6 separate regions of the Homo sapiens genome follow, and regions 1, 2, 3, 4 and 6 are each linked to region 5. A link is a loop called in an ENCODE intact Hi-C map of the cell type or tissue named here. Cell type or tissue: IMR-90. All regions are shown on one strand. Region 1 has its middle 65 kb from the start of SOX5-AS1. Region 2 overlaps LOC124902897. Region 3 has its middle 160 kb from the start of SOX5-AS1. Region 4 overlaps SOX5-AS1 (SOX5 antisense RNA 1). Region 5 has its middle 23 kb from the start of LINC00477. Region 6 has its middle 140 kb from the start of SOX5-AS1.

Region 1 (5,000 bases), 270 kb after region 5:
CAAATATATTTTTGTGGAATCAACCTAACATTGTATGATTTTTAAGGTACTTTTCAGATATTAGAGTCTATGGTCATTCCCCTCTGTTTACTGACTAAGATATCAAAATAAATACTTTTAGCCTTCTGGATTTGGATATGAGGATAAAATGGCCATCTGTTAAAAACAGTATGCTTATGTTTTCTGGGTGCATTGTTAAGAACTGTGAAGGGTCTGAGATTTTTACCCTATTTTTAAGCTAATACAGCAGCCTGCATAGTTCTATGAATGCTGGCAGAAGACACTAGACTTTTGGATCGCAGACAAAGGAAAGTTTAGTACTCACAAGGAGAGTAGTAGACAAGGTATTAGCGTTTGTACCGGTTTTCTGAGCCCTGATTCCCACATGGTGATTGAAAGAGAGTCTGGTGATGTTTACACTTCAGGTGCAGAAAACTTGAGCTTAGGGAACCCCAGGCTTTTATAATGCACAGTAAGCATGTCTGACCTTTGGCCCTAAGTGAGACATTATCCTTGTGATACTGGATGGTAAACAAACCTGCCTTTTGCTCTACAGGAAGATAATAGCTCTATCTTCTAAGGCTTTCAAGATACAAATGTCCGGCCGGGCGCGGTGGCTCACGCCTGTAATCCCAGCACTTTGGGAGGCCGAGGCGGGCGGATCACGAGGTCAGGAGATCGAGACCATCCCGGCTAAAACGGTGAAACCCCGTCTCTACTAAAAAATACAAAAAAATTAGCCGGGCGTAGTGGCGGGCGCCTGTAGTCCCAGCTACTTGGGAGGCTGAGGCAGGAGAATGGCGTGAACCCGGGAGGCGGAGCTTGCAGTGAGCCGAGATCCCGCCACTGCACTCCAGCCTGGGCGACAGAGCGAGACTCCGTCTCAAAAAAAAAAAAAAAAAAGATACAAATGTCCTTAAGACCGTCCTGAAGAAAGGCCTTCAGTGCCTTTACTCATAACAAGTACAGAAACGCAAGAGATTCAGAAAGAATGGTCTGTCAATATGGAAATTTGTATTTTTATGGATTAGGTTTGTAACTTTCATCAGATTCTTTTTTGTTTTTGTTTTTTTTTTGAGACAGGTTCTCACCGTGTCACCCAGGCTGGAGTACAGTGATGCGATCACGGCTCACTGCAGCCTCCTCCTCCTGGGCTCAAGTGATCCTCCTGCCTCAGAGTCTCCAATACCTGGGACCACAGATGCAAGCCGCCATGACTGGCTACTTTTTGTATTTTTGGTAGAGAGGAGGTTTCACCATGTTGCCCAGGCTAGTCTCTAATTCTTGAGCTCAAGCAACCTTGGCCTCCCTCTTCAGATTCTTAAAGGGACATGTGAAAGAAAAAGTTTAAGTTTCTAAGTTCAAAGTCATTATTTAGGTGGTTACGTATCTAAGGACTAAGCAAGAAAGATACCTCCCATCATGAGACAGAGAATGAACTGTGGCAAAGAATAAAAGGTTCTCTGAGAATAGATTATTAATTATTATAATGTCTATTGAAAAACTTCGCAAGTAAAAAGAGAACCAAATTCACTTTTAAAGATTGGTGTGCAGGTGGTGGGGAGGGGCCGCACACTCCTTCCTCACCACGTTTTTTTTTTTAAAGGTTGGACATGCATTGTTGCAAGGTTTTCAATGTGTGCTATACACAGAAAAGTCAAAGGTTACTCCTTTATTCACAACTGAATTTCCATTCCCAATTCATATTATTGAAATGTGTAATTCTGACTTTCTCCATTTGCATCGCTTTATTTTTAACACTCTTATAAGCAAACTGTTATAAATACCATGACAAATTATTTTATGAACAATTTATCTCAGTAACGGTGACCTCTGTCACTTGAACCACTGTTCAATGCATTGTCAAACAGCAAAGATTAAGGCATAGGGCATTTTGTGGAATTAGTGACTGTCTAAGAGCTGATAGTCTTAGGCCAAACCAGTCATTAGCACCCAGAAAATGTTATACTCTGAAAGCATTATTATGTTTATGTAACAAAAGTAAGAGACAAAAACAGATGGCTTAAATGAAAATACTGCTAATCCAGGGTTTCTCAACCTTAGCACCACTTCCATTCTGGATCAGATAATTCTTTGTTGTGGGAGCTGTCCTGGGCACTGTAGGATGTTTAGAAGCATCCCTGGCCCCTACCCACTAGATGCCAGTAGCATCCTCCAAGTCATCACAATAAAAATATTTCCAGACACTCCCAAATGTCCCCCAGGGACATAATCACCCTCAGTTGTGAAGCACTGTGCTAATCCCACTTTAAAAGTAAAAACAATATTCTGTCAATGAATAAGAAGGCACATAGAGAGTGTTGCATAATCCTGATAAACATTCATGGCCCTGGAAAGAAATTAACGCTTCCATAGTTTGAGGGATTCCAAAATTTCCTTTTTGCCAGTTCTTACTCCTGGGTGTGATCTGTTATAGAGTACGGAGGGCAGTACAGAGGACTGGACTTGGGTTCTTGCCTGTTTCCTGCTGCATTGTTGTTCTGTGATTTGGGGTCTCGTAAGAATTTTTCTGAGTTTTTTCTTTGTAAGAGAGGGATCAGCCCTGTCATACCTACCATAAAGAATTGCTGAAGCTCAAATCAGATCGCTTAAGTAAAAATGACTTGAAAAGCCCAAAGAGATCTATAATTTTTAGGACAAGAAAAAATGATTTTAAGAATTTTTTTGAAAATTTTAGAGCATTCCTTGAAAATAACTAGAAGAACCCTGGGGCACTGCAAAAAAAAAAAAAAAAAAAAAAAAAGGATTTGAGAATCACTGTTTTTAAGATGCCCTTTAGCCCTGCTGAGCTCGCGCTTCTGTGTTCTTCTGGGTTGCCATGGGCTGAGTAGCCATGACAGAAGGCACGGTTGAAGGAGTGGTGGAAGGGCTTGGCTGACAGCGGCAAGGAAGCAGCACTTAGTGTTCAAAAAGCACAAGTACTTTGTTCATGTTTCCTCTGTATCCAAGAAGTTATCTGTAAATTGAGTAGAGATTTTAAAGACGAGAAAAAGTTAATACTGTAAATTTTTCAAAAATGAATATTGCTGCTTTAAATAATCATATCTGACTTATTTTCTGATGTTACATGTGTTTTATTAACTAAAAATACCTTGTAAGTTTTATTTAGCTTTCTTTTGGGTCAAATATGAATATCTTTTCTCTATCTGATGCTATGACTTTTTTAAAACTGCAGAATTGCAACAGTCTTTTCCCGCTTTTAAATATTTAGAACCAACCATTCCTGCCTGAAGTGAACATATCCACCTGAACTTCGGGGACTAGAATAATTTAGTCTCAGTTTAGGATGGGTCTTAAAGCTACATGACCCAATATCTAGTTTAGTTCAAAAATTCTATTCCCAGACCTCTGACAGATGGTTCTGTAGTCAGTCTCTGTTTGATCTTTTACCTTTCCTTGGTATGGTGTATGCTGGAATAAATTTACCAATGAGAAAACATGAGGCATAAATGGGTTAATTGTGTCCAAGATCACTTGGATAAGTAACAAAGCCAGAGTGACCCGTTCTTTCTGTATCCACAGCCCTTCATACACCCTAAGTCATTTGGCTTCCTTTAGTTTATGCCATTGCTGGATAGCTTATTTTAAAAAGTTATTTTTCATAATGTACTGAGATCTGTGTCCCCATAATCCTGCCAGATGCAGTGGCTCTCACCTGTAATCCCGGCACTTTGGGAGGCTGAGGCAGGAAGATCACCTGAGCCCAGGAGTTTGAGGTTGCAATGAGCTATGATGGTATCATTGCACTCCAGCCTGGATGACAGAGTGAGACCTTGTCTCTAAAAAAATTTATATATTTAAAAAACTCTTGTTCTTTCATCTGGAGCATGAGACAATATATCTAGTCTTACTCTTCCAAATGACAACCCTTCAAATATCTGATTGTACTTTATGACTGGCCCTCCCAAGCTCTTGAATTTGATCTTTTTCAAACTGAATGTATCTTCTCCTCCTAATAGTACCCGATTTAGCACAATTGTCATGCACACTATGCTCTGGGTTGATCTTTTCTGACTGTCGAGTTCCATATATACAGGATTGAAACTAGTCTGGAACTCGTGTTTGAAATATTGTCTTACCATTGGTGTTAGTTTTACCTACATTTGATTGGACACTACAATTATTAACTGTATTCCCTTTTTTCTCTTTTTTTACTGTCACGTCTCATTTTTTGCTTGCATTGTGATTGTCAAACATTGCAAGGTCTTGTGAATTATCCTTAAAGCAAATGTTTTCTTCTGTATTTTTTATTTATATAGTAAAACTTTATATTAAAGCAGGTTAAAGTTTCAGCTTGTGGATTAAGTCCATCATTTCTGTTTTAGATGTTTTCATATTTTAAAATTTCCTCACAGATTCTAGTTCAAATTTGATGAGGATGTCTTCATGTAGCTATATGATTACATAATTATTCAAGTGTTTTGGGTAAGACAAAATTATAAATATTATTTTTATCTTTTTCCGTTAATTATTAAGCACATGTCTGTTTCACAGAAATGTAATCTATATGTTTGATTCATCATCCCATAATTTTTCAAAATGTAATTTTGTAAGAGCCATTGAACATCAGTCATTTTTATGATGTGTGTGTGTTTATTCCTAACACTGGAAGGTCATGTTTTGTTATAAATAAACAAATGACTACATGTTAAACATGTCTTGTCTAAGACATAAACTTGGTTAACTAGTCGCTGCCACCTACCACTGGAAAAATGTATTTTCATGCCAGACTGAGCTACCTCCTTAAAATAGACTAGGCAGATTTCCATGATGTTAGGCACTGATGTAGAATTTCCAGAACCAGTATAGCGCTGCTCTTCTTTCACTGGCCCATAGATTAAGACAAAGCAAGTTTGTAAAGAATATCGATAAGCAATCAACAAAAGGTATAGAATAAGAATAGATTGTTTATTGTCATGTAAAATAGATTGTACATGAAAACATGAATATTATATGTGGGGAATCATACTTAAGGCATT
Region 2 (5,000 bases), 170 kb before region 5:
GCTAAAATCCTAAAAATATCAGCAGAGACCTTAAGAGAATCAGACAGTGGGTTGAAGAAAGATTTAATATTCAGTATTTCTCTTTTCTATTTTTTTGTTGCATTCTTTTTATAAAAAGTTGAGTTGACAGGGGCTTGAAAAATGTACTTTGAAAGCCAAGCAATTGTCTAGTTAATGCATTCTATTAAGATGACAATTGCAAACAGTTTAAAATAAAACAAAACCACCACCTATTTTTCAACAGCAGGGTTTTAGGACCCAGGTTGTTCAAATGAGAGTCTTAAATTTTCTTTTTATTTAGCTTAAAAAAAAAAAAACAAAACAGCTCCAGTAGTGTTGCCAACATAATCTTAAATTCCCTTCGTTTGAGCATACAGAGAACAAGAGGAGGAAGTACAGATGCCTCAGAGGGACAAATTGCATCAGTGGATGGGAGTCTATCCTGAAAAATGGGTATTCCTAGCTCTTAAATTGAGGTCATAGTTTCTTGTTCTCAGAGTTCTGTATCATTTCTTTTTAAAATAATTTGTCAAGTTCAGCATGCCTTGTTTGCTAGACAGCAATGTGACTGTCCATCTCCTAAAACAATCAAGATTGCTTTATTAAGTAGAACCTAATGCATATCTGCACCAGAACAGGATTCCAGGAGGCTGGAGAATACATTCTGGAGCCATCTGCAGACTAGCCTTGGGCTTCCAAGCCAATGTCCCAATGGCTAAGGAACTGTAGATATGTTACTGAGTTCACTTACACCTTCATTCCGTGACCCTGAGGACAACACACCTTCATTGCACTCAACCCTAGACCCCATATCTTCTCCTTCTACCCACTCCTCCACATGAAAGTCAGAGGTAGACATATGAGTGCCTATTTTTGGTAAATGTCATGGTTTTTCACATCACTGAGTAAGCATGAAAATTTCTCTCTAAATATTTGAATCACTTCATTTATAGTCAAAAACACTTTCTCAAAATGAACATTGTGAAGCCAACCAATTTGACTACACATCTGGGTTTGAACCCCAAAGAGGCAGAAACACTATAGTTAATCAAACTAATTTGTATTGCTATTCTTATCTGGTGGTCTCACTTTGAGGAAACCACAAAGATGTCATTTGGGAAGTGTCAGCTTTAGGGGTGGGGCTGAGTTGGGGATGTTGGTCCTTTGATGGTAATGGTTGTATAAAACACAACATAAAATTGTGAAAAAACATTTGTAGTGAACTTTTTTAAAAACACATTTACTTTTTAGAGCAGTAGTTTTGAATTATGACAATTTGGAAAGAATGATGCAGTATGACATGATGCAAAGAACAAATCCCTGACTTTAAGGAAAACTGACCCCCAGTCCTGCCTCTGCTATTATTCAGTTTTGTTGGGTTGGGCAAGTCACATACCAACATGGTGTCAATCCCTTCTTTATAAAATAAGAAATTGGTTTAGCTCAGAGTTCCCCAAATTTGTACTTCAGACCTGTGAAGTTGTCTGCAAAAGTAAAAGTAATTTTGTGATAAAATAAATTGAGAATTACTGCATACTATGCTGTTCAAATGTACACTGACATATTGATATCTGTGAAATGTTCTGCAGTTGGACACATGGTTTAACTTTCTTTTCTTTTCCCTTTTCTTTTCTTGTTTTTGTAGGGACATGGTCTCACCTGTGTTGCTGTGTTGCTCAGGCTGGTGTCAAACTCCTGAGCTCAAGCGATCTTCCTGCCTCTGCCTCCAAAAGTGCTGGGATTACAGGTGTGAGCCACTATGCCTGACTTTAGTACAGTATTTTCCAAAATTTTTTTTGTCTGGTGACATACCTTAATATCTCTTAAGAATAGAGTATCACAGATATCTTTTGGAAACCCTGGGTTCAATGATCTCTAAGACCCTTTCCAGTTAGCATTCAATTATACTAGTAACTCTGTTTTTGTTATTTATTGTATTTTGTCAATAAGGAAGTTTTTTTGTTGATTTCCGGTAATTTCTCAGTTGAAATAATTTAGCTGCCTAGGGATTCATTAGAATGAGTCATTGGTCCTCCTGCCCCATGTAAGGTACTTTCCAGTTTTAAAGTTTATGATTCTAAGATTCTAATTTGAGATCAGCGACAAGTCTTCTTATAAGAAAAATTAATTGTATTCTTTTTTTTTTTTTTAGACATAGTCTCACTCTGTCACCCAGCCTGGAGTGCAGTGGTGCGATCTCGGCTCACTGCAAGCTCCGCCTCCTGAGTTCAAGTGATTGTCCTGCCTCAGCCTCCCGAGTAGCTGGGACTACAGGCACCCGCCACCGTGCCCGACTGATTTTTTGTATTTTTAGTGGAGACGGGGTTTCACCGAGTTAGCCAGGATGGTCTCGATCTCCTGACCCGTGATCCGCCCGCCTCGGCCTCCCAAAGTGCTGGGATTACAGGCGTGAGCCACTGTGCCCGGCCAATTAATTGTATTTTTTGCCTTCTAGAAAACCTTATGTTGCTTCATATTCTTGTTAACCTGCAAAATTTTTTTTCCAAATTCTCATTTTAAAAGAATAATAGATTTATCTATAAGCAACAGAGACATTTTGTACCCTCATGGTTAGTAGTTTTAATTTTTCGGAAAAATCATGTTACTCATTACGTAATATCTGTAACTAAATTTTAAACTATGGATTGGTACAAGTTTACACAGGCATTAAAATTTCCGATTATTCCTTAGGACATTACATAGGAGTATATGTGTTGTTGATTTTGTTATTAAAACACTTTCTTTCATTAACAATGTACCTCTTCTGTTCAGAAAAATGAAAAGGAAAGAGTACATGACCACATCTTTAAATAGATGTTCAAGTTCATTTAAAAAGATTATTTTTTATTTAAAACATTACAACCTCATCACCTGCAGACTATTTCTTTCATCAAAGTGGCTTAAGATGTATTGCATTTTGATAAAAAACTGCTTCCAATGGCTACAGCATCAAAAAGTAAATACTATGTATTTTATTTACCATGAAAAAGGTAGTGAAAGTTTCCCCAGTTTCTTAATCTGTAATTGGTCACTCTTTCTGTAGAGAGATATTGAGGATGGTAAAATACTCCCAGTACCCACAAGGTGGCATGGCCTTCTTGTTCAATCCAGTTTCATTTATTATTTCTGCTTTATCTGCTACTATATTTTAGATTCTGCTCTTTTATTAAAGTTTTGAATTTCACTTTATGGTTTTATTTTTCTTCACTTGCAGCCAATGGACAGTACTGGAATTTCTAGACAGAAATATATTTTTTAAAGAAATATTAAAGTAAAACTCTTCTACATCTTCTATTGTTTCAGTCCACTTTGGAGCTGACTTTAAATTATTTGACTGTGTATGAAGCCTAGTGATTATAAACTGCCTAATAAACACTAGATACTCAATAAATATTTGCTGTGGAATTTCATGAGTTGTCTTACTGAAAAAAAGGTATTAAAATACTCATTTTTTACCAGAACAATTTATGGATACTTTATATCTTTCCACTTGCTGGTGAAAAAGCTCTGCCTCTTTTGCTCAGGAAGTACTGTTATTTTACGGTATTATAAAAATATGTCATAAATTAGGGTGAAATCTCCATCCTATCTCAATTATAAAAAAGGCACGGTGAATTCACTTCAGTCCTTTACTCAGTAAACATTTGTGGACCCTCTCTCTGTACCCAGCACTGTGCCAAGGGCTGAAGAAAACATAAGGATGAGTAGAACATGGATAAGGGAATAAGCATGTAATTGCAAGAGCAGAATCATCACTCACCCATTCATTCATTCATTCAACAAATATTTATTGAGTTTACTGTGTTTCAGGTGTTATAAGAAGGTAAATAATAAATAAAATGGCCAAAAATCTTACACTAGAGTAGACAGACAATAATCTAGATAAATAAAATAAACACATAAAATGAGTGAACTCTATAGTATGTTCAATAACGATACATGCTAAGGAGAAAACATAAAGCAGAGAGAGGAGAGAAGCCTCTTGGGCCAGGAGAGGATTAGGTTGGCTATATTTTTATTTTGGGTCATGAGATAAGGTCTCTGTCTCTCTCTGCAAAACGACCTGAAGAAGGTACAGAAGTGAACTGTGTGGTTGTCTGGAGGGAAGAACACTCTAGGCAGCAGAGACACTAAGTACAAAGGCTCCCAGTGGGACTGGGTCACTGTCGCGTACTCTGTTGGGGTTGCTAAAACAAAATGCCATCAAATGGGTGGCTTATAAACAACAGAAATGGATTTCTCATAGTTGTAGAGGCTGGGAAGTCCAAGATCAAGGTAGAGTCTCTCTCTGGTGAGGGCCCCCTTTCTGGGTCACAGACTGTACCTTCTCACTGTGTCCTCACATGGTGGAAGGGATGAGAGTCTCTCTGGGGTCTCTTTTATAAGGCACTAATTTCACTTACGAAGGCTCTGCCCTCACGGCCTAATCACCTCCCAAGGGCCCCATCTCTGAATACCATCACTTTAGGGGTTGGAATTTTGGCATATGAGTTATGAGGTGGGTACAAACATTCAGACCACAGCACTCATTTAATGTGTGCTACCCCAGAGTCCTACATAAAATGAGATGGGAGCAAAGGAGACTGAGGGGCTCCTTGAGGAAAGTGAAAGAGGATTTAGCTGAGGAAGAGAAATCTACCCCACACCCAGTGGACAAAGGTGCTCCTGGTTGAGCAAAGCCATAGAGGCATGAAAGCCAAAGATGTGGTTGTGTGGGAAGTAAGAAGAAAAATGAGGCTGTAAATAGGACGAACATATAATAGTCCTGTATGCACAACCCTATTTTATATCCACTTGGGGGGAAAAGCAGTGATTTCACCAGATTAATTTTGAGGGAAAAAAATTTAGGTAAATCATAAAATACAATGAACAGACAATATATGTGCAGGATAATATTAACTTACTCGAATCTGTTTTCCTCTCCAAAAAAAATTTATATTCCTTCTCATTGGGATTACAAAATTTTGACTTCAGGATGCATAAACAGACAGATAGTAAAA
Region 3 (5,000 bases), 180 kb after region 5:
ATCTGCAGCCGTGTCTGGCGTTTTGGGCATTTGTCATGGCCAGGCTGTGCTTTTACGTACTTCCAAAGATAAGGTCTTCACACTAGTAATGCATGCCCTCCGTAGGCCACACTGTTCTTTTTCATTCTATTCAGGAGTGCCCCTCAAGTAAGGATTACAGTAGTGCAAAGTCTGCACTTAATTTGTTGCATCTTGCCCTATAGATGCCCCCCTTGGAAATTTTATTTGTTTCAAATTTGGATGGAGATTTTAGGGACTTCTTTTTCTGATTAGCTGACTGTTGCAGAATACAGTTAGAAATACAAAACTCTGATTTGATTTTCCTTTTTCATATGAACTATGCTGTAGATGATTTGATATCATTGTCACTTTGCAGCCAAATTCTTTGGTTTTCCTCAGTTTACTCACTTATGCATTGTGCCCTCCTTTAAAAAAAATATATCAAGAACTCTGGGACAATTAAAATACATGCCCTTTAAAATAAAAGCAACATGAGGCTCAGCCCAGCGATGGAGTTTATCTCTGGGTTCTATGAGTTAGAGGCACACTAATTTACTAGTGCTGGAACCAAATGGGTTGAAAATCCTTGTTTTCCCACCAGATGGGTTATTTTAAAATATCACAAAACTTCTGAGGTTATTTACATTACAAATGTGCTTCTTCACACACATCAAGAATTGAGTACCATGTTTTGACAGTAACTCCTTTATGAAATTATATGTTGCGCAAGTGGAGTAAAATTCAAGTCATTCTCAAGGGAGCAGGCTTATGAATCTGGATGAGGTCACACCTCTTTAAAGATGCAGTTTGATAATCCGACATCAAAACAAAGGAATTCTGTTAATCCTCTCACAAAAGTGCAAATTGCTAATCAGATCCCTGGGCTGGGCTGGCAGCTTGGTAAACAATGAGCTTGGCAGAAGAGCAACTTTGGGCGGATAGATAGCTGAGAAGCTTGGGATACCAACTTTGCCCCTATGTTAGCCCAGTTGAGTCTGTTGTTTCGAAACAATTACGTGTGTCAATGGAGGTGGTTCTTGCAGTTATTGTGTTCTTGTGCTTTTCTCCCTCCATGTTAATGATGATGCAAATCAATCTTCCTGTCTTTCATTTCACTTCACTGGTGTATAGGCTACTATGCCCCTATATTCTTTTCACTTGGATGCATGTGTCTTTTGAATTTTCATTACACATTCCTCTACAAGCCCAGAGGGTTTTCCCTCCCTCCCATAAATAGTGTGGTGGTATTTGAAAAAGGAAGAATAAATCTAAACCCATCTGAAGAAAAAAAAAAGAATCTTCTGGAAGGTGTAATAATTAGGACTCTTTTTTTTTTTTAAAGTGGTAAAAATCCGATTTGAGGAAGTTTAAGAAATAAGCCTGGAATTTGTTGGGTAAAGGAATACAAGGAAGGCAAATAACCAAGGAGGGGAAAGGACAGGAATGTAGTTGGGCCTCAGGAACAGTTGGAACCCGGGAGTCACACTTTGTCAGGGCTTGATCCCTTTCTCTTGTCTCTGTGTCACTTTGAATGTCGGCTTCACTCTTTCTTGCTGCAATAGAGATTTCTCCATATGGGAGGAAATGTCACCATTGATGACAGCACTGGAATTTTATAGCTCACTGCTTTATCCATTCTCCTTAAATCAGATATCTTAAGGAAAGACTCTGATTGGCTTGGATTAGATCAGGTGCCTGTTCTGGACAAATCAGCCATATTATATAATCTCAATTGCTAGGGGATAGAGGGTGCATGCTATCCGTCATACTGTCTTCTTCAGAATGATTGAAATACGTAACCAGCCTGAAACATTCTAAAACCTGATGATTGCATTAGCACGTAGAATTATTTTGTTCATCTCAACACCACTCTTTTAACTTTCACTCTATTTGGCCTTTTTGGCATTTCCAACTTTCACTCAAACATGACTAAGAGTTAACTTGAAAGTGAGAAATACAACTTCTTCATTTTAAAAGGGGGCTCTCATTAAGAGAGTGCACTGTTTTGAATACTTTCAGCTAATTTCCTGTCTCCTAGTAAGAGAGGGTGCATAAATTATTTGGGTGCAGTGTATGTTGGAAAGGAGCAAAATTTAAACTTTTGATTGTGGAGCCGTGTTCCAATGGGTAAGAGCTGTGTGCTTTTGCTGTAGGACAGTATGGGCTGCAGTTGGCATATTGGTTTTCAGTCAGATGAATGATGCGGAACATGACAAATCTACATCTGTAAGGGGAGAAATGCGTCAAAGGTAGAGGTTTGGGGCAGAGGATGGCTGGCCCGGTGGGGCCATGTTACCCACAGCCAAAGCTTTTTGAATAAGAGCACTGTCTTTTTAAAAGCAACAGGGGGTGCGGATTGAGGGAGTGCTCACAGCGGTAAGTATAACACAGCTGTGCTCTGTTTATGCTTCGGCTACAATAAAAAAGCTATAAAATGTGAGATGTCATAGCTCCACTTTGCTTTATTTATACTATTTCCTCTGAGCTCTGTCACACTGCACATTCATCTGCTAAGTTGCAGCAAGAATGGAGATTAAAATATCACAGCTCAAAATAGGAGTCAAGCGGAAGGAGATTCATCATAGCCCTATTAAAAATATGTAAATATGGGAATGAAGTCATTTTAAAGCTATACAGTGCTCCTCCTTTATGAGTTAAGATCCCTTGAGCAAGTGATGGGCTATGCCAAGGACAGAGCTAGGGGAACTTGTTCTCTCTTCCACAATGGAAACCCTTTTAAGATTAAAGACTGTTTGAATTGCAAATTATGTATGTTTTTCTATAATCAGAACCGAGTTAATAATGGCAGGAAATCGGATGCAAAATAGAATGAAGAAAAGTTTTGGGAATCAAGATTGTACATTGTTCATTTGGTTAGAATTTTTAAAATTAATATATGGAATCTCCTTTTAGACCCCGGTTATTAATGAAATTTGAGAAACTTTGAAAAGTATCCCTGGATAGGGAAGCTCTAAGAAGGAAACTGAGACACAAAGACGAAATTTGACTTTCCACAGCTCAACTATCAATGATGAAGCTAAGGCTGGAAGCTAGGAATTCTACCTAAAACTTTGCCAGTAAAATTACTTCTTTTAGGATTTCTGCATCTCTAGTCCCCACAACAATTTATTTACCTCTGTTGTTTCCATGGTGTGCTTAGGCGAGTAAGGAATGGAGTTTTTACATGAAAAGTCTGGAATACCTCATATGCGATTTACATGCCTTTTATGCTCTCCTTGCCAAGCTGTTGAGTGGCTCTTGACCTTTTGACCTTCTGATTTTCCAAATGTTCTATTGCTATTGTGGTAATAATGAAGACCAGCACTCATTAGGGGCTTACTGGGTACCAGGGATGGTTCTAAGTGTTTGATGTGAGGATCCCAACAACCACATGCAGTAGGTATTATTGTTTCTCAGACTTTACAGATGTGGAAACTGAGGCAAGAGATTATACAGCTAGTGAATGAGAACAGGAATTCCTGTTGTCTTTCCAAAAATATGTATTAGGAAAACAGTGGAAGGAGCACGAGGCTGGAAAAGAGGGTACTTGGGTTCCAGGCACAGTCCTGCCACTACCCTAAGTCAACTCATTTTTCTTATCTTTAGAATAAAATGAACACATGATTATGTCTTCCAATTTCAACTTTGCGTCTATACACTGATACCTCATGAAAGTAAATTTTCAGTAACATTTTTCTGCATTCTTAGTTAGTTTTAGTTTCAGAAATGGTTATGTTAAATATTTGTAATGTACAGTGATTCTAGAATTTTGTTTGTCATGCACTTTTCATTATGTTTTAATTGAATTGTTTTGGATGCAATGAATGGGGGAGCAGAGCTAGCTGAAGACTTTCTAGCTGTGTGAACTTGAGCACATTTCTTAATCTCTCTGTGCCAGTTTTCTCATCTATAAAATGAATATAATAAAAGTACCTTTCCCTGTCAGTGTATGTTGGAAAGGAGCAAAAATTAAACTTTTGATTGTGGAGCCATATTCCAATGGATAAGAGCAGTGTGCTTTTGCTGTAGTACACAGTATGGGCTGTAGTTGGCATATTGGTTTTCAGTCAGATGAATGATGCGGAACATGACAAATCTACATCTGTAAGAGGAGAAATGCATCAAAGATAGACGTTTAGGGCAGAGGATGGCTGGCCCAGTGGGGCCATGTCGAGATTATGCCTGTAATCCCAACACTTTGGGAGACTGAGGTGGGAGGATCGCTTGAGGCCAGGAGTTCAAAACCAGCCTGGGCAACATGGTAAAACCCCATCTCTACAAAAAAAAAAAAATTCAAAAAATTAGCTGGGCATGGGGCACACACCTGTAATCCCTACTCAGGAGGCTGAGGTGGGAGGATCACCTGAGCCTAGGAGATCAAGGCTGCAGTGAGTCTTAATTGCACCACTATACTCCAGCCTGGGTGACAGTGAGACTCTGTAAAAAAAAAAAAAAAAAAAAAAAAAAAAAAAAAAAAAAAGGTATCTCTCCCATAGCATCATTCTGAAAATTAAGCCAGGTAACACATGACAATGCTTAGCACATTGCCTACTCATAGGAGCTACTATAAAATATCTAAATGTTTGCTTTTATGATTATTATTGACCATCTGAGTCTCATTTACCATCTCTGTCTTTTCATGCTACCAGTTCTCCTACCATGATTGGCAAATTGTTTAGCTTTTTGGTGCCTATATTCATGAATTTGCAAGGTTAAGATGCCATCAGAAGTTATCATCTACTTAAGATAGAAATATTAGGGCAGGATGGAACTTTAGAGGTTGTGTCAACCAGCTCTTTCATGTGATTAACGTAATACCCTGAAAGATCAAGTGGCTCATCCAAGAACCCTCAGCTAACTGGTAAACCCAGAGAATAAGGCCCATGGGTTCCAGCTGCGGGTTCCAATGCAACACTGCTACCTCCACAAGTACCTCTGTGTTAGATAAAAAATGCAAAAGTTCTTGGAATTTGTAAAAGGAGCAATGACGCACATTTTAA
Region 4 (5,000 bases), 330 kb after region 5:
TTCTACAGTTTCCCCAGCCCTATGAGCAATGACCCCCTTTATCTAATGAATTAGGAGCTACTCCTGCCTTGCAATTCTCAGTTCGACACTTGGCAATGAGAATCAAACCGGGGCTATTTAGTGCAGCAGTAAATGGCCCGCCACATTAGCCCCCTGGCATGCTAAGCTATTAGGTTGTTTTACTGTTGTTAAAGTTACATTTGTTAGGTGGAGTTGCTGCCCTTCCACACAAACTCGGCGGTGCCTGATGCTGGTGGAGGCAGCACGTGTACAAAACGTGTGCCATCCACAACCCAAGCGGTCAGGTGGTGTGGCTGCACTACAGATAAGGGGCGTTCTCCTGTCTGCCAAAGTGGGGATATGGATTGTTGTAAGTTTTAAAACGAGAAATTGGGGTTGGGGGAGAACCACTGGACAATCATGGGTCTTGCACTTTGTTGTGAATAAACTAATTATATGGGCTCGATTAACCATTAATTTATAGCAGTTCTTAAGTGAACCACTAATTGTCAGAATGCCATGGAGAAGGAAGGCCAGGGGTGAGAGGCACCAAATAAGCTGGTGTGGCCTTCTGCAGCAGGCCAGCAGCCAGTGCCGCACACACACTGGAAGCTGGGCAGAATCCCGAGGAGTTGAAAGATTAGCATGGAAATGAAGGAGAAATATTCAGGGTGCTTCAATGGTATGTATGTGGGGTGTGTGCATGCATGCATGTGTGAGAGAGACAGACACACACACGCACACACACGCACACACACACAGAATATTTCTGCAAAGAAAGGAAGATGCCAGTACTATATAGCTCCATGCAGCCAGCTTGCAGGGTTGAGTTGGCATTTGGTAACTTGGTAGCGGCTGCCAGTGTGTGTGTGGTGGGAGAAGAGGGAATAGACAACAAGAAAAACACATAGAGCTTAAAAAAAGATGTAAAATGATTCACTTCATGCCATATGGACAAAAATGTTGTCACAAAAATAAGGCCAAAAAATAGTGCCAGGTTAGACTTTTAGTTCAAAAACATATGTATAATCATCCCCATGAACATGAATTTTAATTAGTATTTTGATAGAGAGAAACCAGATATTTTTTTAACCTGCTCTGTTCTTGTTTTCTGTTCCTCTCCCAGTTTTAGCCTCCATTAAACATTCATATACTGTATGTTTTGTGTCTGTATGAGGAAAATGCTTTATCCCTGGATTGGTGGGAATGCAAACATCTTGGTTTTCTGTGGCATACAAAATATCTTCCCAGTGGAGCTCGAAAGCAGAAGCTTATCACAGGGAAATCTAGAGCTCTCTCTGAGACCCGGGCACACCAGGGAGGAAGGAAGCCATATGCCTTTCTCTTTGTCAGTGGAGACATCTGCACCCATTCGGTTCCCCAGATCCACTCTTCACACCCATCCACATCTCATCTCTCTGGGATGCCTTTTAAACATGAAATAAGTTTTGTATGTATGCATATTATTATGTGACAGGGCAGTTTTGGGGAAAATGGATGATCGTGACTACAGAGACTTTAAAAAATGGAACATGTAACTTATTAGTAAACTCTATGCTTTCATTTTACTTATTAGTTACACAATACCTACTTCTTAAAAAGGATTTGAGATGACAGTACTCATCGAAGGATACCGTGCTGAATCATCTGCCCTTAGCAAAGCTTTTCTCACTTTAAATGAGGTGCTTCGATTAGTGCCCTGTATGTGATAATTAGATGATGAGACAGCAAAATGCTGATATTAGCAATGATTTTGCTGCTTAGGAGGCCATTCACACCCCAGGTTCCCTCACCGCCCCCCACCAAAAGAATGCAGGTGAATCAGGTATTTGTATTATAAATGATACAAGTGAATTTTAAAACCTGGTATTAACAGTCAATCAAATCTTGGTGCAGAAGCATTAACCTATTTCACATTCTTTAATAGAACCTCTGAGCTTTCCTCTCACCATTAGTGATATTTCAGTCCACTTCAAGGGTAAAAGGAAAATCAACAATGGTCTTAGAAAAGGTAAATTTCACCTCCCATGTAGAGTCTCTCAGAGATTTCTCAGACTTTTGTTTTTGGCAAACATGAACACAGACGTTCTTCATTTCTCTCCTCTTCCCTTCCTGGGGAAGCTCTGGTCTCTTTAGTTAGAATAATATGTCCCCCAGGCGCCTGTTGAGGACACCCTCTTGGTGCTGGCAGGTTTTTCTGGGCTTGCTGTCTGACGTCTGCTGTTTCCTCAAAGCATTAGTCATCATTCCTGTAAGGGTTACAACAACAGAATGAATGTGTTACTTGGACAAACAGCAGCCTCAAGCCACAAACCAGGATGCACCCTGTCCATTACGTCCATTACGTAGGAACTGCAGGAAAGGTGGTCTTTACCTCATCTCCAGGCTGTCTCATTTTCCGAAGAGTAGGAAAAAGCTCTTGCTAAATACACCTGCCTGCCTTCAGAACTCTAAATCAGGCTTATATTTGCTGAGAACTATCCCCAAGCTCTTGTGTCAGACTGCTGTTGGATCCAGTAGATTTATTCATTCATTCATTCATTCATTCATTCATTCAATCACTGTTTTGAAACCCCTAATATAAGTTCTAAATTTAAAGAAAGTTTAGAGTTGTTTCTTGCTACAGAAGTATTTGTACAGGCCGGGCGTGGTGGCTCACGCCTGTAATCCTAGCCCTTTGAGAGGCCAAGGCGGGTGGATCACCTGAGGTCAGGAGTTGAAGACCAGCCTGGCCAATGTGATGAAACCCCAACTCTACTAAAAATACAAAAATTAGCTGGGCGTGGTGGCGGGTGCGTGTAATCCCAGTTACTCCAGAGGTTGAGGCAGGAGAATTGCTTGAACCCAGGAGAAAGAGGTTGCAGTAAGCCGAGATCGTGCCGTTGCACTCCAGCCTGGGGGATAGAGTGAGATTCTATCTCAAAATAAATAAATAAATAAATAAAATAATGAGGAAGATCTCTATGCAGTAATATGGAAGACATTTCCAAGAAAGATTCTTAGGTGGAAATTTTAAAGAAAACTTCAAAAGTATATATGGAATGCTGTCTTTTGCATAAGAAAGAAGGGCACATAAGAATAAATACATACATTTGCTTGTTCCTGCAATAATACAGGAAGTATAAGCCTTAATCAAGAAAATAATAATGTATATTGTGTGGGTGTGAATGAATAAAAGGGATGGGGATGGAAGTGAGTCCAGAGTTATCTTACATAGTTTTTTTTTGAACCATGAGAATATTATATATGTTTTAAAAGTAAATTTTGATCGAAGATGAGAACATATCTGAGATGTTAGATATTAACTTGGATGGAAAGCCCAATGGTAATCATTGTTAATGGTACTTCAGGCCAATACTCTCCTAAAGAACAAAGAGAAGTGAAGGGGGAAGCACTTAAGAGATTGATTCCTACTGACTTGTACATATTACTGGTACTATCCCACTATATTTAATACTTAAACTTTACGTTTCTTTGATTCCTACAACTAACAGGAATTCCTTCTCCTTTTCTCCTACCATCCCTTTTGGCGAGAGACGAGAATAAATGGAACTATTAATCATTTTTTCTACTTTTACAATTATAATTTGAGTCAGTGATGTGATTTCTTATATATTCTGGGAAGAGGGGATATAGTATCTATGCAAATTATTTGCCAGTTTGTAAGTCATTACAATCATTAAAAATATAACACCATCATAGGAAATATTACTTGCTTCCTAATGAACCATATTGTCTTTCTGCTTTAATTTTTATTTACAACATCAACAATGACAATGAAGTACAGTTTTCTACTAATGTGTAACCAACTCTCCTGAGTGTGTAGCATGTGCTTTTGGTGTTAACTATTTTGGAGACAAGAAATTAGCCATTGTTGAAATTATTTTAAGAAAATGAAATGTAACTCTAAGTGGGGAAAAAAAAAAAAAACCTCTGATAATTGTTAATTTACTCAACTAATGGCTTTTCCTGATGCCCAAAAGTTTTAAAGTTTCAAAGCTTTTTCCAATTTTCTTCCCTAAATGACTTTATTTTTTGGGTTGTTACAGTGCTTTTGTGAAACAAAGATGTGACTATGTGTATCATTGAAAAACTGGCTTGTATTGGACCTCCTTTAAGCACTGAGCTTTTAAAGAAAATTACTGGTAGGCAAGCTGATTTTGGTGATGGGTTAGGTATAACTAGAGATTCATGTTCTCAAATTTTGGTCCTGACATTCCTTTCCACCTGAGCGAAGGAAAGAAAGCGGAGGGTATGTTCGTGTCACAATGAGGTTTATACTTTTGATCTGGGTAGAATTTGTGTTCGATATAACCAAAATGTATGGATACCTACTGTGTGTCTAGCACTTAAGTAATTTCTTTTATCCAATGGCCATATAATTAAATAAGCAAAATTTCACCCAGGGGCGGCAGTCTGAGAATTCAACACACTAAATAGAAAACTAGAAGATGGGAGAATGCTGTGTAAAGAGAGAGTGAGCACCCTGTGTGTTTCTAAAGAGAATGGAAGGAATTTATTCAGCCTATGTAGCCTCTGTGTGGGTAAGGTTTTAGTTATGAGATAAATCAATGATCACAATATTAAATAAGTCATACCATTGCACTTATCAGTGCTCATGCAGTGACATAGTGAAAAAAATAATGAAGTAGAAACATCAGTTCCCTGTATCAAAAGCTATGAGATATAAATACTCCCAGCCAAAGAAGGCAAGATCTGAAATTTTTTAAAAATGTGGATATATAGAATAAATATGCAACCCTCCTGATAATGTTGGCTGATGAAGTGAAATTCACCAACTGTAATTCTGGCACAGAGAGACACACATAGTGCCTGCATACACACACACACCCACACACACACACATACATCCTCAGAATATTCTTAATCATTTGCTATCTTATTTACATTTCATTTGCTAGAGTAAATTCTATCATTTGAACTTTTAAAAAATATATTTCAATATTAAGCAAAAATAAGGAATAATGTGATTGGCTTTC
Region 5 (5,000 bases):
CCGTGAATGCTCTCCCTTCCCCCTGCTCTTTTCTGGACACTAGCTCTGGGAAGATCACTGTCAGGAACCCCCGCCCCCGCCCCACCCTGGTTTGAGATTTAATAGGATTTTTTTCCCCTGGCAAACCGGCAGCTGTTTTAAGTCAATGAAAGTAAGATTAGAAGAGATAAGCGCCGGAGCAGCCCGGGAGCTGTCAGAGCACACACTTAAATCAGCCCCACAGCTTCTGCTCAGGGCATCACCGACGGAGTTTCTTCTGATGGGGATGGGACTCTGAGGGTCTCTCTCGGCTCCACGCGCCCACTCAAGTGTCGCGGCAGAAAGAGTCGGAGCCCAGCGCCCAGCCTTATTTCTCCCTAAATATCACTAAATTTCATTCCCTGGTTCTTGGGCATTGGGTTGGGGTGTGTGTGTGTGTCTGTGTGTGTGTGTGTGTGTGTGTGTGTGTGTGTGTGTGGTGATTTTTTTTTTTTTTTTGGCTTCGCTTAACACAAAACCAAACCAGTTCAACCACCCCGGAGGCAGAGATGAGAGCGCCTCAAAACTTTTTTCCCCTACCCCAATCTCCGAGGAGTAGGTGGGTGCACAGTGCCGGCGGCGGCGGGGACGCGCGGCGCGGAGCCTGGCTCTGGGAGGCAGTGGCCGCTTCAGCAGCCGAACCTCTCGCGGCTCCAGCCTCCGCGCCCAGCAGCCCGCGGCTCGCCTCCCGGAAAGGTTCCACGGACCCCGCAGCCCCCCGCGCGCGCCCTCCCTGCCGGCCCGACCGCCTGACCACTGGACTAGGGGGCCGGGAGGGGCCAGGTCCTGGGCGCAGAGCAGCGGCTGAGGCTCAGGCGCCGGGAAGAAGTTGACAAAGGGACTTGACTAAACATGAATGCGTATTTATAGATGCGAGCTCCATCGAGATCTAGAGATATCCCGCTCTCCCTGGCTCCTTCCACTCCTGCCATTTCATTTTTATCGCTCCTTTAAGTGGAGGGCAGATAAAAAAAAAATTCCTGCACGGTGTGGGTAATCGCCGCGTTATTTACAATCTAGTTACTCTGCAGCAGACGGGGAAGAAAACTCTGGGGCTCCTTCCCTTCGGATGGATAGAGAGGGCGGCCGGGCGGCGAGCTGCAAGAAGGAGGTCAGGGTGGGCTTGCGGGAGCTCGGGGGCGACCTGGAGGGAGCGGGAGCCCCCGGCACCGCCCCCGCGCCCCCCCCCCGCCCCCGCCGCACCCCCCGGGGCGGGCGCCGGGCCGCGGTGACCGCCGGCTGGTGCGCTGCCCTCGCCTCCCCCATTGTTCCTACTGTCTTTTTGCCTTTTGTTATTTGCACTCGCATTGTGTTGTTTGTCTCTGAAGCCGCCTCATGACCAGCAAAGGGATTTCACCTCGTCCTTGAGAGCAACACGGGGAGCGCGAGCGAGCGGGCGAGCGAGAGACGGGGGGAGAGAGAGGGACACGCGCGCGCACACACACACACACCGGCACACACGCACACACACAGACACACACACACAGAGTGAAAAAGGCGAGCCACCAAAACCCATCTCCAGTCTCCTCCCGGGGGCCCCCAGCCCGCCTCTGTGCCACTTTGCATCCCACGCCGGAGGAGGCATTAACGAGACCGGGTAAGGTGCGTGAATCGCTGCGTTTTAACTTTGTTGTTCGTCCCGATGTTGTTGTGGGCAGACCTCCAAGGCGCAGAGCTCCCCTCTGCCGCTCGCCGGGCCCGCCACTCAGCACTCCTTCCCGGCTCCAGCTGGAGAGCCGCGGAGGAGGGAGGGGGCCGCCGCCGGAGTTTCCTCAAGTACAGAGGGAGGGGGACTGGGCTGGGGGTGGCGGAGAGGTGGGAGGCGGCCCGAGGCGCGGAGTGGCCCTGTCATCCCCGGGGGCGGCTGGCCGGGGGACCCTGGAGCGCCGGCTTGGACCCCGACCCGGAGACGGGATAACTTTCTATTTTTGTTGGGAAGCCTGCGTACTGTTGCTGGTATTGTTTTGTAAGTGGTGGCGGTGGAGGTGGTTGATGCGAGAGGAGAGTGCGGGGAGAACCCTGGGCTGTGCTGGGCATCGCGGCCAATGTCCAAGGCCAGACCCTAAAAGTTGGACAAAGCCCCTTAACCCTTCTAGGATATCAGAGCGACCCCTGGCCCACCCCCTAACCTTAGTCACCCCCACCTCCCGACTCTTTCGTCTTTTTGTTTCGCTTTCTGCAATCCTTCTCCCTACCACTCCCCCTCCCTCCCGCCCGGAATTTCTGAAACAAGTCTCATCCTTCAGGATTCTAGGGATTTCAGAGACCGGAAGCTTTAATTCTAATTGCAACTACTTTTTCCCCCCACCTCACTCAGTGTACCAAGTGAAGACCACTCACGTGTTGTGTCACTTTAAGCGCGGGTTTGGGAAATCTCGCTTGCACTTTGGGGCTACAGCAATAAGAAGCAATGAAAAGAGGTTATACGAGTTGAAATCAAATTGGATTTGGAAATGTTTGCGTTGGAGAGCAGCAGTTTGTTGAGTATTGATCGGATGCACACGAAGCACTGTTTACATATTTTATTAGTCATTTTCCCTACACTTTGCAAAGCGACTATATTAATAAATAGATTGACCCTGGTGAATATCTGAAGACGCTGGTTTCTGTGACTAAATTCAGAATGTGATGATGAATGTGAATTCATTTTAATGTGTTCCCTTCTCAGCTAAAGCAGGTCAAGACGAGGAATCCTGTGAATATGCAGAGCCCTACACTCGGTGCCAGGCAGTCCAGGCACTCTGGGTGGCAGTCAACTGTACTTTCTTACAAAAGTTTAGGGATTTGCTGGAACCCACTTGAGATCCTCACATACCCAGATAGCCAAAGGACTTTGTCAAGGAAGGCATAAGGAGGTGTCCCCAGGGACTGCCTTCTGGCTCAGCAGAGTTCTTTAGCCAAGGGCAGGACCAAGGGAAATCTGTGGGATTTGGGGCAGTAAGTGTGGGAATCTGCAAAGGGACTGGACAGTGATTTGTTTCCTTGCTTTTCATAAATAATGGCCCCTAGTACCCTGAAAACACACACACAGACACAAACAGGCCAATGAAGTAGGCACATGTGAGATTTGTAGGCAATGGACATTTCCATCAGAAAAACCAGAGGAAAATTTTTGATCAGGATTACGGGAGTGAGGCTCGATGGCCAAGAGTGATTAGGTTAAGGGCCAGATGGCTTTAAAGTATACGGAAATGTTTTTCAAGTTTGACTTTTATAGCATTTAAAAGGAGGACGATTTCTTAGAGCCTTTACAGAACTGCTAAATTTTGATCTGTCTAATTTTAAAGGAATTCAGCTGTATGAGAATTGCTGTTAGCTCAGATAGGGAAGGAATCTGGTTTCAAATGCAGATACATGGAACAAAGTTTCTAGGGGTGCTTCTTCCTGATTTAAATATAGCTCCCAGGCAGAAGCCTAGATAAATTCAGCCACAATGATTTAAAATCATAAGTACTTACAGTGGAAGTTCTTTTAGGCACTGTGCAAAGTTCTCCTGCAAATTATGCCATCAACTGTTTATTCCTCAGAACTATACAAGATAAAAATCATAAGCATCACTTAAAACTGATGCAATACAGCCTTAAATCCTTAAACTGCTAGGGATTGCTTTTGTTTGCCTAAAAGGTAGATCTTTCATCACATGAGTTGTTTAAAAACATTTAATTGTGGGGGTGGGAAGGGATGTGCATAATTATTTAGTTATTTGTGTTAATTACATAGTAGCATACTTGCTTGAAATTCTTTCTTTTTTCCCCCTTTTCTTTCCAGTGATCTCTCTTCTAACAACCTTGTTCCTGAAGAATCAACAGTTTTTTCTTGCTGTGGGTTTAAAAAAATTCATTTTGTAGCCTTTTTGAGTGGGTAGTATTGATCCAATCTGACACAGACTTGCAAGTGTAAACTCTTAATACAGGAAAAACTTCAATTCTTAATACGGAAAGCTTGTATTAGTTTTGTTGTTGAGCTTAAACAGTTCTGGTTGAATGGCATGTTGTATATAGAATTCAAAACTCCAAAACCTGTTTGGTAAATAACTAGGCATTTGAGGTCCAATGGCTAATTCAAATTAAGTTAGTTCTATACATGTAAGTGCACATCCTGTTTAGACTGACACGTGGTTTGGTAAAAGAAAAAAAATGAATATACACTTGGAAAGATGCTATCTGTGGAGTATATAAATAGTAAATAGCAAAAGAGTGAAGTTTATACTCAGGTATGTTGTCATCTTTTTGGTTGTCCTCAGTGGGGGTGAGTTATGAGTGATAAGGAGAATTTAAATTTCTAAATTTACCTTTTCCAGTTAAAGGAATGAATTTAAATGCTTAAAGAATTTTTTTTTTTTTACTTACAAAGCAAGTTTAAAATATGATCTAATGCTTACAGTATGTACTACCTTCTTGAAAAGCTCTGTTCTTTTTCTGAGTGATAAGTAATCATTGATTTGAGGGTATGTTCAGATTATATAAAAAAGTAAAACTTACAGGACAAAATTTATGTTTCCTAATCTCCTAAAATACACTGGATTTCAAATAACGGAGAGTTCTAATGTTGAATACTGTTTAGATTTCCAGCAGGTATAATTGTTGGATATAATTGATTGGCATAACCTGGATGATTCACCCAATATCCAATCAACTTCAGTGGTAGAGAATGCTATAATTGGAGTTTTGAGAGTAACCTGGAAACTTATTTGTCTAGGCCTGAAGTCAAATGCATTCCCTCATGCACTGGTCAAAAATTTTTAGTCTGAGAAATGAAGATTTATTTTAAAGGCGAAGAAAGTGCTTGGCTGTTTCAAATAAACTATATCCTGAACTTAGATTTGTAGATAGTTAATGAAATAAAAGTCCAATTTTGTTCCAAACATTGTTTTAAAACACCCATTTGTAAATTGTCTGCATTTGGTTTTCATATGTTAATGATTTGGGATCTGAAACTTATTTCAGAAAGGCATTTTGGTTTATCTTAAAAAACACCACACA
Region 6 (5,000 bases), 200 kb after region 5:
GTGCATGCATGGGAAAGAATATACATATGCACATATCTCTATATTTGTAGGCACTGTAGTCAAAACACTTATTTGCCTAGCTGACTTAGCTGCATAGTTGACTTACCCACCCACCATCAAACCCTCTAGAGGAAATAGGACAGAAAGGTCACACAGAAGCAGTAAAGCCAATGATCTCTTATAAAACAGTTATTTAGGTTCTCAGTGGCACTGTTCATCTTCTGGAAGGGAGATCACTCCAGTCTCTGCCCATCCCTGTGTCATCAGCGTAGCTCTGGACTCTTGGAGTAGAAGAAGAAAGCCTATTCTACCTTGTTGCTGCTGTACACTCAGGTAAGCCTGAACTGAAATCCCAGAGAGACTGCTGTACCAGACAGGCTAGACTATGGGGAGATTCTAGTGCTGATGGAGGTCTTTACAGGGCTCAGTTTGTCCTGTCAATTTTAACCATCGTTTAAAATTCCACTTTTTCTTATAGGGGTTTAAATTTAAATGCAAGACCTGTATATTTATGCACATGTGCGTGTGCGCACGTGCATGCGCACACACACATGCGCACACACACACACACACACACAAAACCTGAAAAAGCCTCATCACTGTTGGTTCACTGTTTGTTTCAGTGCAGAATACTTAGAGTACCTGTCATTTACTGAGGACTTTCTTTGTGCCAGGAATTGTTCTTGGGCTTTGCTTGTATTATATAATTTAAGCCTCCTACAGTACCCCATGAAACAGGTAGTATTATTATACCCACTTTTTCAGCTGAGGAAATGGAGACAGAGAAATTGAATAACTTGCCATGGTTCAATAGCTAGTAAGAGGTGGGGCGGGATTCACACCCAGGCAGAGTAATCTCAGGGCTCGAGCATACATTTTTCTAGGTTGATTTATAAGCAACATGCAGTGTTTCATGTATGAGAAGAATGCACTGGGGCCATCACTGAGCAAGAAATGGGATCTGCATTGTTTTTGTTGTTGTAATGGTCATGTAATTTCCTCTCTCAGGCCATGGTGTGACCAATGGCAAACTTTTTTTTGAGAGAGCCAGTCAAAACTGCATGGAATATTCTATGGCCACAGAAGAGAAAGGAATGTGCTGGTCGATACGAGGAGCTGACCTAAGACCTTGCTTTCACTGTAACCACAGTAAACAAGCGAGTTAATGAACCATAGATGTTTAGTGTGTCATCAGCGTCTTTCAATTTTGTCATCCTGGGTAGCTACCATCAAGAAGGACGGAGTGCCCTCTATGAATATGTATTTAGTACTAGATATAGCAATTTATTCTTTTGAAGAGCACTTTATCATTTTGGTTTTGATAAATGTATAAACAATAATCAGTAGTTAGGGGTTTCAGGCGAAAATGGATGCCATTATTAGTGATTTAACAAGTTTTCCTGTGAATTCCATGTGTATCACTCAGTCTGGATCTTGCGACCCAGGGATACATATATCCAGTTTTTAGAACAGCTCACTTTAAAAGCCTCTTGCGCTATGAACCACTAAGATCTCAGAACTACAGTAGTTACTAATTTCCACACTTTCAATATGTAAAATGAAGTACTCAGACAAAAAACCTCGAGGCTGCATAGGTCAGAATATTTGCTTAAACTAATAATAAGATTAGCTTTTTTAGTTCTAGCTCTCCTTTTCCTATCTATTTGCCTTGCTAACAAGGCCTTACTCCTGTTCAGTTACCTAGTGCCATGATCCCTCTACTTTTTGGACTTTTTATGATAATTTGAGCTGATTTTCCTAGTTGACATAAAGAATTTCCATGAGAATAATAAAACATAAGGACTATTCATCAAATAAGAATGATGAAAACACGAAATTTCACCCAAACTGGGCAAAAGTGCATCTCACTGCACAGAATTCCATAACATTTTGAAATTTGGTCTTTACAGATATTTTTCTCTGCCTGAAACATGTGTGCTGGTTCTATTTATATAAGGGAATAGTGACATCCTGTGTGTAGCTAGACTAATTGCCTCTGTAATTAACCTATTTGAGGAGGAAGTTACACAGAAATAAAATATCACTGAGTACTGAAAGAGGCAATTTTGTTTTAAAGCAAACTTCTAAGTAACTTTACCAAAGGCTGTGGATAACAAAAAGATTCTGTCTCCTTCCCTTATTTTATTCAGCTTCTCCCTTCCCTCCGTCCCTGCCATCCTTTTTCTTTTCTTCCTTTTCTTTCTCTATACAATTCCACTAATCCTCTTCATTTTCTCCCTATGACCTTTATTCCCCATATTATAAGCTAAAAATCTAGTTGTTGTGAGTGAAGATTCTATTTTTAAATCCAGAATTGGGGAATGATGTAAGTGTGGTGAAAAGAGACAGCTTTTTTGTTTTCAAGGCTATTCAAATGTCTTTGCAGGTCAAGAGTAGGTAGGGTATGTCTAGAATCATTTGGATGTCTTAGAAGCTGATGACAAAAAATCTTAGCCTTCTTCCTTATCCCTTGATAAAATATGTATTAATTAAATTTAGAAAAGAGCACGAGAGCATGCAAAAGCAGGGTTTCTGTTGACTTCTTAAAACCAGCAGAAATTATTGGAATGCAATATGTTGCAATAGAAAGAGTACAGTTTTTGGAGTCTGAATTATTCAGATCTCTTCCCAAAAGTATGGCTAAGGGGGAGCAAGAAGAACAACTTCTTCCTCCATGCCCATTTTCTTTAGTGCCCCTTGTAAACATTTCAAAAGGTATTATGTTGCCAAGACATTTGAGAGAACAGTGGGAGAAAGCAAGAGCAAGATGCCTGTAGATAAATTAGTCAAAATTATCCTGTGGTGTGTGTCCTAACTCATCCATCAGATAACGGCAAGACCGGAGCATCAAGGCCCTCACCCAGCCTTAACTTCATGAGTAATCCTCTGCACCATAATCAAAATGATATTTTGAATCAGATCGCTTAAGACTTCTTTCATGGGATAATGTGATATAGTTTTCAACTCAGGTAACTAAGTTTGTATTTTGCACATTATACTGACTTGAAAAAGCTCAATTTAAAGTTGTCCCTACTACCAAGAAGAATTTCCTTTTGAAATATATGAGAATTTCAAGCCAAAGCAAACGTAGTCACTGCATTATGTACTGATAAGCATGGAATAGTTGGAGTAGAAATGTTTCTGGGGTTCAAAGCATGGTGGACTTGGATTCCTCAATTTCCAGGATACAATTTTGATGCCTCACTTTCTTTATCTGAGAAGTGGGGATAGATATATACCTCCTTTCTAAGGTAAACGTGAGACTTTAGTGAAGAAGCATGTATGTAATACTATCCAGAGTGTCTATAAATAAATGCTTAATAAATAGTAGCAAATATTATTTTAGATAATGTTTGACGAAGCAAAATGATTTAGATAGCAAATAGTTGAATGTAAAGGTAATTAACTTTATCTGGTTTAACTGTTCTTCAAGTGGATTTGATTAATGACCTATGCTTGCCATTTATTGCTTTGTAATCCTTGCTGTAGTAACCTTCCACTTTTATTGATAATGTTTATTAGCAACAACTAAATTACCATTCTTGGAAGACAGTGAAAGGACAATTTTTTTTTTTTTTGAGATGGAGTCTCGCTCTGTTGCCCAGGCTGGAGTGCAGTGGCGCGATCTTGGCTCACTGCAAGCTCCACCTCTTGGGTTCACACCATTCTTCTGCCTCAGCCTCCCGAGTAGCTGGGACCATTGGCGCCGAAAGGACAATTTTTTTTGGCAGTTAAGTATTATTTCTTGGGAAAGATACAAAACAAAGAGGAGAAAGGAACACTTCAGAGAATTTTCCTGTGCATCACCTTTGTGATTAATACTGTAATCACTAATGATTATTGGATTGCAAAGAAGGCTTCTTATTGGTAAAAGGAAATCCTCAATTTTATATAAAAATAGTCATTCGATCCTGGCTATGTTTTAGCAATTTTGCTAATTAAATGTAGTATCTATAATTATTGAGGTGTCCCACATTTTTACACAAACCTCCCATCTGTTTTATTGGTGATTTTCAATAAGATAGTAAGAAACTCAGAAAACCATCCTGTAGAGAATCAGATTCAGTTGCTTCTTATTATCACAAAATAGTTCACTCATCCATTCAACAAATATTTATTGGATGCCCGTTACGTGCCACACACTGTGCCAGTCTTGAAAATATGGTAATGAACAAAGTAGACAAGGCATGGATTTTATAGGCAGACAAAGGAGGTAGGTAACCCAAAACAAGGGATTGTAATAAAGTATGTAAGTCTTAAAATATAGAAAATTTGTTTGGTGTTTTGGCTAAACTGAGGCATACAATTTCAATAGGCTTTCTTTTTTCTTCTTTCTTTTTTTTTTTTTTGAGATGGAGTCTCGCTCTGTCACCCAGGCTGGAGTGCAGTCGCACAATCTACCCTCACTGCAACCTCCGCCTCCCAGGTTCAAGCAATTCTCTTGTCACCCTCCAGAGTAGCTGGGATTACAGGCCCACGCCACCACGCCCAGCTAAGATTTTGTGTTTTAGTAGAAATGGAGTTTCACCGTGTTGCCCAGGATGGTCATGAACTCCTGAGCTCAGGCAATCCACCCGCCTCGGCCTCCCAAAGTGCTAGGATTACAGGTGTGAGCCACCGAGCCTGGCTGAGGCGTACAGTTTCAATTGTGGTTGGTGGGGTAGGTAGTCTTATCTCCTTTTAATTTCTGTAGCATTTTCCCTGTGCTTCCGTTGGAACCTCCTGCTTTGCATTCTAATTCCTTGTGATGATGGCGTCTTCATCACTGCAGGATTCTGAGGAGGCAGGCAGGATACATGCGTGATTCTCCTTCCCATCTTTGCACAGAACCTATACTCGTGCACTGCATCTGGTAGGCACTAAATAAATGCTGTTGAAGGCATGCAGCAAGGAAGAGGTCCTAAAGTCTTGTTTCTCTTGTCTTAAAAAAATTTCTTAAATATTTCACCTCGAAATTTCTCCTCCTTCATGTTAATGGCGGTACAGGAAGATAAATAACC

Evidence for each region. Hi-C counts contacts between places; a loop is a spot of excess contacts. Peaks named below come from ENCODE experiments on the same cell type or tissue, not always from the same donor. Only the 100,000 strongest peaks of a DNase experiment are listed, where the experiment ranks them.
Region 1: a loop joins it to region 5, with 2.4 times the contacts of the local background. A loop is called at or near these places in 2 of 110 quality-filtered maps.
Region 2: it touches region 5 in a loop (3-fold over the local background); 5 of 110 quality-filtered maps call a loop at or near these places.
Region 3: a loop joins it to region 5, with 5 times the contacts of the local background. A loop is called at or near these places in 4 of 110 quality-filtered maps.
Region 4: a loop joins it to region 5, with 2.3 times the contacts of the local background. A loop is called at or near these places in 3 of 110 quality-filtered maps.
Region 6: it touches region 5 in a loop (2.4-fold over the local background); 4 of 110 quality-filtered maps call a loop at or near these places.

The regions. Positions count from the first base shown.
Region 1 is chr12:24,285,357-24,290,356 of GRCh38, reverse strand. It overlaps a transcript of SOX5 not described here. Among named protein-coding and RNA genes, the nearest start is that of SOX5-AS1, 65 kb to the right of the region's middle. In IMR-90, no CTCF peak of the experiment used is centred here; no DNase peak of the experiment used is centred here.
Region 2 is chr12:24,726,651-24,731,650 of GRCh38, reverse strand. All of the region lies in intron 1 of LOC124902897, which reads right to left. Among named protein-coding and RNA genes, the nearest start is that of BCAT1-AS1, 91 kb to the left of the region's middle. In IMR-90, a CTCF peak has its summit at 3,074 (motif pointing right); no DNase peak of the experiment used is centred here.
Region 3 is chr12:24,376,171-24,381,170 of GRCh38, reverse strand. It overlaps a transcript of SOX5 not described here. Among named protein-coding and RNA genes, the nearest start is that of SOX5-AS1, 160 kb to the right of the region's middle. In IMR-90, no CTCF peak of the experiment used is centred here; a DNase peak (open chromatin) is centred at 2,460; H3K27ac peaks cover 885 bases.
Region 4 is chr12:24,224,410-24,229,409 of GRCh38, reverse strand. SOX5-AS1 (SOX5 antisense RNA 1) reads right to left here. Exons shown (of 5, transcript NR_120472.1): 2 at 2,023-2,249; 3 at 1,592-1,699. It also overlaps a transcript of SOX5 not described here. Among named protein-coding and RNA genes, the nearest start is that of SOX5-AS1, 3.6 kb to the right of the region's middle. RefSeq lists an enhancer at 2,121-2,415. In IMR-90, no CTCF peak of the experiment used is centred here; a DNase peak (open chromatin) is centred at 2,259.
Region 5 is chr12:24,558,953-24,563,952 of GRCh38, reverse strand. It overlaps a transcript of SOX5 not described here. Among named protein-coding and RNA genes, the nearest start is that of LINC00477, 23 kb to the left of the region's middle. In IMR-90, no CTCF peak of the experiment used is centred here; DNase peaks (open chromatin) are centred at 1,422, 1,722 and 2,262; H3K4me3 peaks cover 3,250 bases; H3K27ac peaks cover 3,665 bases.
Region 6 is chr12:24,357,190-24,362,189 of GRCh38, reverse strand. It overlaps a transcript of SOX5 not described here. Among named protein-coding and RNA genes, the nearest start is that of SOX5-AS1, 140 kb to the right of the region's middle. In IMR-90, a CTCF peak has its summit at 1,959; no DNase peak of the experiment used is centred here; H3K27ac peaks cover 630 bases.